3 separate regions of the Mus musculus genome follow, and all the other regions are linked to region 3. A link is a contact called in ENCODE POLR2A ChIA-PET data. All regions are on one chromosome and are shown on one strand. The core of a region is the stretch at or near the end of the contact, and the rest is flanking DNA. Distances in the headings are between cores, read along the strand shown.

The links. ChIA-PET counts read pairs that join two places held with the same protein, here RNA polymerase II (POLR2A).
Region 1: POLR2A ChIA-PET joins it to region 3 with 25 read pairs in Patski. The contact joins the promoter of Ints4 here to the promoter of Ndufc2 in region 3. POLR2A ChIA-PET finds 5 or more read pairs at or near these places in 4 of 5 experiments (Patski and embryonic stem cell).
Region 2: POLR2A ChIA-PET joins it to region 3 with 16 read pairs in Patski. The contact joins the promoter of Usp35 here to the promoter of Ndufc2 in region 3. POLR2A ChIA-PET finds 5 or more read pairs at or near these places in 3 of 5 experiments (Patski and embryonic stem cell).

Annotation. Positions count from the first base shown.
Region 1 is chr7:97,479,667-97,482,366 of GRCm38, forward strand. It overlaps Ints4 (integrator complex subunit 4), which reads left to right and starts at 1,290. Exons shown (of 23, transcript NM_027256.2): 1 at 1,290-1,484. The coding sequence starts at 1,431.
Region 2 is chr7:97,330,749-97,333,448 of GRCm38, forward strand. It overlaps Usp35 (ubiquitin specific peptidase 35), which reads right to left and starts at 1,361. Exons shown (of 11, transcript NM_001177412.2): 1 at 1,089-1,361. It overlaps Kctd21 (potassium channel tetramerisation domain containing 21), which reads left to right and starts at 1,575. Exons shown (of 2, transcript NM_001039039.3): 1 at 1,575-1,623.
Region 3 is chr7:97,398,683-97,401,382 of GRCm38, forward strand. It overlaps Ndufc2 (NADH:ubiquinone oxidoreductase subunit C2), which reads left to right and starts at 1,321. Exons shown (of 3, transcript NM_024220.2): 1 at 1,321-1,675. The coding sequence starts at 1,507.

The DNA.
Region 1 (2,700 bases), core at 40-2,539, 81 kb after region 3:
ATAGGATAAAGATAATCTATGTGTTTTTGGGTCCTCTGTACCTACCAACTTCCTGTTCCCTCCTCTAAATGTCCCATGTTTTGGTTAAAAAAGTAAAGAACAGGTGAGTTGTAAAACTCAAGAGCACCACATATCTCAGATGCAGGGTGTTCTTGTTTCTGTATTGTTTCATTACACTGTAAGCATGTTTTTGTTAGGTAGGGATTATCAGTATGCTTGTCGTGGAGGTCACTTGTTCAAGTACCAGAGTCTTAAAGGAGTGTTGTGTTAGAATCTGACTCCCCTATTTCTGCCTTCACTATTCACTTTAATATGGGTTAAATAATAACAGCAATTCCATTCTTATTCCTTCCTTCATTATTGATCTTAACAAGGGTTAAATAATAACAGGAACTCTATTCTACTCATTGTTCATGTTCTAGACTTATTTCCAGGGTCTTGATATTTGTACTTGCATTTTTTAGGCAAAATGAGATTTATCTTTCTATTATGTAGACTGTTTTCCAAAGAAAGACTACAAAGACCTTCTGAGAAGCAGACTTAACTTGAAAAACAAGGTTTTCTGAAACCTACCAACTACAATGAAGTTAAAAACCTGTAATTGAGTTTATGCTAAATGCTAATCATAATAAAGTTCCCTTTTTATTAAGCTTTGCTTGCTTGCCAAAGTCATAAAGAACCTTTGTAAGACTTTGAGGACACCTCATCCTTCTACTGTGGGTGTGTGTGTGTGGGTGTGTCTGTAATGGTAACATTTTTGCCTTTCTATATCTCAGTGTTGGCTCCTGGTTTTTGACACCACAACACGTGGCTTCATCCTCAGTCTCAAGATTCTTTTTCACTGTTTCCCAGCTGTCAGAGGAAGCATTAGTCTCTTCACCAGAGATTCGTGGAACACACTGACAGTCCTGATAGAGACTTGGCTCCGGGTGGACCACCAGCATTCTTAAATCTTCAGACTTGCAGAGTAGTACCATTCAGAAAAATGATCTTAAACCTTTCATTGATTCAACAGGAAGATTCTTGGCTTTCTTTTCTTTATCTTTCCGTTTTTCTTCTTCTTCTTTCTTATTGATGGATAACTTCTAAATTACTGTAACAAAGTAAAACGAACTTCGGGGAGGAGCTGGAACTATGGCAACACTCACCCTAAGATTCTAGCAGGGCACCTCCAGGATACAGCTCCGGGTTTTGCCTCCAGCTCCCACCAGCCCCGCCTTTTACTCCACCCATCTTCCAGGATGCACTCTAATTTCCGTCTCCCAGCAGTAGCGGCAGCCAATCGACTCACTGGGCAGTGGAGCTTCAGGAAGAGGCCTCTCTATCCAGCAACCCCACTGCTTTGTGGGATTGCAGCGAAATCGGTGCTGTAGAAAGGTTTCTCTCCACGTTCTCAGCAAGTACAGAAGCCGAGAAGGTCCGGTGCAGCCATGGCGGCGCACCTGAAAAAGCGGGTGTATGAGGAGTTCACTAAAGTGGTTCAGGTAAGCGCTGGCAGAAAAAGCCATGGACCAGTCTGCGCGGGAGGGTTGTCCGCACCCAGGCTGTTCTCCAGATCAGCGCCTAAGCTTGTGTGTAGCCGGCTTAGGTTTAGGTTCCTAGGCTGCGCGTCAGGCAGGGGGCGTGTTAGGTCGAGGCCGCTGTTCTCATGTGTACTCTGACTTTGGGGTTTGTTGTTGTTGTTGTATTTAAAGTTCTGGGACTAGAATTCGGGGTCTTAAGCATGCTAACTTATCACTCTATCCCAAAGTCACACTCCCAGCTCACTTGATAAAGACAAAACAAAATCATTGGGACAACGTGCTGTATAGTTTTAAAAACTGTCAGGTATCTTATTTTAATGTCTCACAGCTCGGTTGTGCCAGATCGGTTATATTTGCATTCTCCTGTCCTCAGTTGGTGGCAGAACTCCTCTTAACTCGTGTACCTCTAACTTTCAGAGACAAGTTGAGCTGTATGCAAAACCCCAAGCTGACTAAAGGTCTGTAGAATTCAAGGCTCAGACCAAGCAGGCAAGAGTCACAGGACGGCAAACCTATCATCCTCTCTCTTTTAAACATAGGTGGACCAAGAGAGCCCCTGTCAGAACTGTCAGTGTGCTCCACAGTGTCTCTGTAGAAGCGATGTATTCTGCTTCTTAAATTTCCATATGTACACAGATACATACAAAATATACGCGTCTTGAGGAATACTTAAATTTTTTATCTTTTTTGTAGTAGGGGAGATTGAGTGTAGGGCCTTATGCATGCTGAGGCATGTGGTCTACCACCGAGCTGTTACAGATCTCGCTCTTTTAGGGAGTTTGTTATGATGCAGATTATGTTCAATAGGTTGGTGGTGTGAGGCAAGATCTGCATTTTGACCAGGCCCGGGGGTTTATGCCAGTGGATCCCCAGCAGTCTTAGATATTTAGGCAGAGTGGTCTCATTAAGGAAAAAAAAAAATTTTTTTTTTCTTTGAGACAGGGTCTCACTATGTAGAGCAGGCTGATCATGAACAGGAAGGAATCAGCCTGCCTTTTCTTCCCAAGTGCAGGGATTAAAGGCTTGCATCACCATGCCTGATGGAAAATGACTCTTAAACCTTCCATTCATTCATTAATTCAACAGGAAAAAATTAAAGTATTTTCAAATACTTGAGTGATTTCTGTGTACCATGTGTGGTAGGAAGTCGTTGTCTATCAGAACCCCTGCTTTTGGG
Region 2 (2,700 bases), core at 111-2,610, 68 kb before region 3:
CCTGTCCCTCCTCAGCCTGGGCCTGGACTCTAATATCCATGACCCTTGAACATCTGCGAGATACCTCACAGAGGCCAAAGAAGACTCAGCCATTCCAGAAATGGCCCATACAAACAAGGCAGAAAAAACAATAAGAAACCCCAGCTCCTGGTTAGCCCCTGGATCTGCTGTTCCCAGATCTCCTCAAAGGGGAGGAGGGAGGGTCTGCAGGTCCCTGCCCTGCGTTGGGGAGGAGGGGGTTCATCTGCTGTCCTCTCAGCCCCTCACATTCATGCCCCCACACCCTGACTCCTATGGACGCCAGGGTTCACTCGGGTCTCTTGGCAGCAGAATGTGTTTTAACTCAGTGTCTTACCAAGGCAACCCTAGCATGGCACCCTTCCCCCTAGGAGGCCTCGACCAGCCCCAGGCTGGGTCCTGGAAAGACAGGAGTGAGGGCTTTGCTAGTGACAGGCAAGAACAACCCTGTTACTGAAGAGGAATTAGAGAGATGGAAGAGAAGATGAAGAGAAGTCCCCTCTGGGACTGTCCACACTCGCCCCTGATTACAGAGCCACCACTCACTAACCTCTGCTAACCCAGCCCCCACTCCCAGCCCAGACTTTCTCTGAGGGAGGACAGGCGCTTAAGCTTCAGTTCTGCAATCTGCAAGCGATGTCAAGGCCCCCGGACTCCAGGACAAAGATGATCAGACTGCCTCTGGATCCTCAGTGTCTACTCCAGTTGGGCCCCCTCTCTTCCTTCCTTACGCCTGTTTAGCCCAGACTGGGGGTTCTCCGCAAAAAGATTGCCAGGCGTCATGGTTCTAGTTGTGGCTGCTCTCAGGACTGAGAGGTACAGAAGCTGGAACTACTCAGTTGATGAAGGAGATGGTTAAGGCTCAGAGAGGGGCAGTTAGAAGGCCAAGGTCACACAGCAAAGGCCCAGAAGCACCTAGATCCCCCACCTTCCAATCTCGTGCTCTCAGAGTCCTAAAGATAAGTAAGGAGCACTCGAAATGTCAAGAGTGCAGACACTGCCCCCGCCCCCCGACATGAGCACTCAAACACCCAAAGCCCCCTTAACTCCTAGACTTCAGAGGGCCTTACCTTAGAACCCACTCCTGGGCGGGGCGCATGGGCCGGACTAGACTAGGCTGGGCCAGTCGAGGTCAGGGCGGGTCCTCCGCTCCCCTACCGAGGGGTCCCAGACCGCAGGGATGCTGCTGCTACTTTGTGATGTCCAACTCCACCCACCCCGCTCCGCACAACCCTAGATGGACCTGGGCAGTGCAACTGCGCGGTCTCAGAGCTGCGGGACGGAACTGGGAGAGGGGTGAGGTGCGGGGAAACGGGGCGGAGCCACAGCGGGGGTTACCCTGCGAGCTCCCAGTCGGGCCGCGTCCCCTTTAAGGCCAGCTGGTCCCAGTGCCGGCGGGGCGGGCCAGTAGGGGGCTGGCTCTCCGCGTAGCCTCCTGGGAGGTGGAGTCCGGGCCCGGCACGCGGCACAGGAAGGAACGCAGAGGGGACTACAAGTCCCGGCGGCCAGCGCGCGGCCCGGGACGACCCGCCCCTGCCCCAGCCCGGCCCACCCCCTAGCGAAGCTGCGCTGGCTGGAGGGGAGGCTGCCGAGCGAGGGCAGGAGGTGGGTGCGGTGCGCAGGGGTTTCGGGGAGGGCTCTGGACCCAGCGGACGCATACATGTCTTTCCGGGCACCTGTCCTGCCGTGAAAGGTCATCTGTCGCAGCCTCGCTGTTCTCATCTGTGAAATGGGGTAGCCCCGCCCGTGGCCGCGGGGGAGGGGCGCGTTTCGGGGTGAGGGGGTAGACCGAACCACCTGAGGGGCGGGGCTGGAGAAAGGGATGCGCTGTGGGAGGAGCCTTTGGTGGGTTAGGAAGAGGAGCCGAGTCTCTAGGTGAGAAGGGGACCTCTTGTTTGATCAGAAGGGACCGGTTCCAGAGCTGAGGAGTGGGTGCTGGGTTAGGTGGGCGAGCGCGAGGCGGACCACAGGGATGACAGGGACCCCTCCCAGCTCTAGTGAACCCAGGGCGTGTGGATGTACACAGCACCATTCTTTCCATGTGACTAGAAATAAAGAGCCCATCCCTGGAGCTCAGTGCGTCACACACATACTCATTCTACTCACATCCCGCCAAGGCCTCACCGTGATAACTGTTTCCAGTTGAGCAACACACCTGATAAGTGACTTGCCCCCAAAAGCCTTCAAAGACCCTGCCTTTCTCTGCCCACAGGGGAAACAGAGGTTTGGTCTGGGGTGACAGGAAAGAAGCAAGCATTGTGATGCCCCACCCATCCAAAGTTGTGCTCCAGGACCTGTGCCCTAGCACTTTCAATGCCCAGCTACAAGGCAACCCAATGCCCCACCCATCCAAAGTTGTGCTCCAGGACCTGTGCCCTAGCACTTTCAATGCCCAGCTACAAGGCAATCCAATGCCCCACCCATCCAAAGTTGTGCTCCAGGACCTGTGCCCTAGCACTTTCAATGCCCAGCTACAAGGCAACCCTTCTATGGTGTCTTCAGGCTGGAGCTATTTGAAAGCCCTTTGTTTACAGTTATCACTGTTGGGAGGAGTGGGAAGGCCACAGGAAGAGAAAGCTGAAAGGAGGTGTGGGTGCCTGAGGAAAACCACAAGATGAGCCAGGGTGGCTAGGGAAAGTTCTGCCTGCGGTTGAGGGATGGTGTTGGGACCATCTTCAACAA
Region 3 (2,700 bases), core at 71-2,570:
CTATCTTGGACTAAGTAGCAAATTTCAGGTCAGTTAGTGCTACACAGAGATATGGAAAGACCCCACCCCAGCCTTTGTTAGGCAGAAGGTAGAGGTGAGCAGTGGAGGTGTGGAGTCTCACTCTCACGGCGGGGCACTAAAGGAGACTCTGGCCCTGGTTCTTATAAATTCCCTTCCTCCTTCCAAGAAAGGATAATTAGCTAGTGGGCTCTGATAATTACCTGATGAAAAACCTTGAGCAAATCTCAAAAAGAAATAAATAACTTCCAGTTCAGACCAGTGTTGGACAAAGATACAGGGAAAAGAAAACCATTTCAACTTGCTAATTACATGGTAAAGTTAGGTAGATTCCCAGACCGTATAAATAGTCTCCCTTTCTCTTACTCAACCCCGGTCTGCGCAAGCTGATGCAACTGTATTGCTTTTATGTATTGTCTGTCTGTTTCATCTATTTTAGGCAGGGACTTGTGTACCCAAGAATGACATACTGCTTGCCAACTGCTAGGATTACAGGCACCACTACGATTTTAAGAGAGATTTGCTCACATGCTCCATTGCTTTTATCTGTGTGTCTCACTGGATTTTCCTCAAAGAGTACAAGTATTGAGGAATATCCCCGCACTCGACTCTTAGCTGGTATTTAGTACTCCTGTCTTAGAAGCATATACATTTTCAGTATCAGGAAGGGCTTTCCAAAGGGAGATGTTCAAGTACGGAAAGTCCTTTATTTTAGGTGAGCGGAAAGAGACTAGGCAATCGCTTGATAGAACTTTAGGAATTCCTTCTTTCACTCCTTAATCCGTTGGGGAACACTTCTCTCAGCCACGTACATAGACCTGAAGGCCTAGGGGGAACCATTTTAGCAGACTATCGCCAGAACTGAATCTCAAGGTTAGGGTAAATGATTCGCTCCTGACCTCCGAATACCCTGGTGCTGACCTTACCTTCATTTTAGGCTTTGGGGGTGGGGGAAGTAACTGCAAACGAACTGCTGGAACCCCAGAAAGCTTGCTTTTATAGGCTTTAGATAAATGAACTAGCCATTATGACCACTTGTAGATGTTGATTTTTGGATGCTAAGATAATGTTTTCTGAAGAGCCATAGGCCTGGGGGCAAGTAAGTGAGAGACAATTTCGATTGTGGTAACTGGACTACATACATACATACATACATACATACATACATACATACCAATGTTTCCTAGCCTTTGCCCACTGTGGGTTATTTATTATAACCCCCCCCCACACACACACACACACACACACACACACTACAATGTCAGCGCAAGCCTTCACGCGTTGTGGGCCACTTAGAAGCCCGGAACCTCGCGTGCAGAGGTTGCTAAGGCTGAGCGCACAGGGAAGCTTTTGGGTGCTGCACCGCCGTACGCAATGCCCTTCAGCCTAGAGCGCGGAGGAGGACGGTAGCTCGGTCACGGCGTTTGGAGTCGTTGTTTTTCCTATAGTTGGAGTCGAGGTCAAACCTCTCGTGGAACCTGCCTCAAGATGATGAACGGCCGGCCGGGCCATGAGCCCTTAAAATTCTTGCCGGACGAGGCCCGGAGCCTGCCCCCGCCCAAGCTGAACGACCCGCGGCTTGTCTACATGGGCTTGTTGGGCTACTGCACGGGCCTGATGGACAACATGCTGCGGATGCGACCGGTGATGAGAGCAGGTGAGGGCTGCGGGCGATCCCGCTCGGACGAGGAGCTGCAGGGTTGCCCGCTGAGGTCATCTGTGCTCTACGAGGCCTTCCTGCCTAGCTGGGGGCGCCTGGCTCTCCCAGGGCGTGCATCCCCTCTCGGGTTCTCAGCGCCAAGAGTAGCCACATTGAAGAAAACCAAGTGCAGTGCAATGGGGACTTCTAAACCCCACGGTTAAGTCTGCGAAGGACTCAAGAAGGGCTCCTCACAGTTCGCGTTGTACTTCGTGCTAAACGGTTGCCCAGCCCATTTCTCTCAGACGTGAGAAAGTATTGTACTGACGAGAGCACGAGACCCAAGCAGAGTTAAAGCACCTTGCCCACGGTCTAGTTAAAGAGAGGAGCTTGTGTTGTGTTGGTGTGTGCTTAGAACCAGAGCTTCTCAGAGTTGGAGTGCATAGAAATAATATACAGTTAAAATATTGGTTTGATTCATAAGGTCTGGGGAGAGGACTAATGTGGACAAAACTCCAGACGCTACTACTGCCCTTATTCTGGAATAGGAGACTGTCAATAAACTAGCAAGCTGTATATTCTAGTTTGTCACTGGCTTCTGGTCACGATTGAGAATAGCTTAGCTTACACAATGTAGCTGTGCTAAGAACTGTAGAATTCCAAAGATACATGTAGAAGCAAACTAACTGTCTTTGTTATAGTTATTCTTTATATGGGGGGGGGGGTAGAGGGGAGATAACAACCTGAATTAGTTCTCTCTCCAATACCGTGTCAGCCCTGGGGATTGAACTCCCCAAGTCAGACTTGGTGGCAAATGTCTTTATCATGTCACTAGATGTGAACTTAACTTTGAATATCAAGCAAGAGTTAAAAGAACTTCGTATGTCTGGGGGTGGGGGTGGGGTGTGCAAGGCGTTCTGAAAGTGGGTGAATTTGATTACTTAGCTGCAAGATTACAGTGATAAGGCTGCAGAGGCTATCAGACGAGGGCAGTTTATTCTCTGGGTGGGGAAGACATGAAAACTTTTGAGAACTGAGGAAGT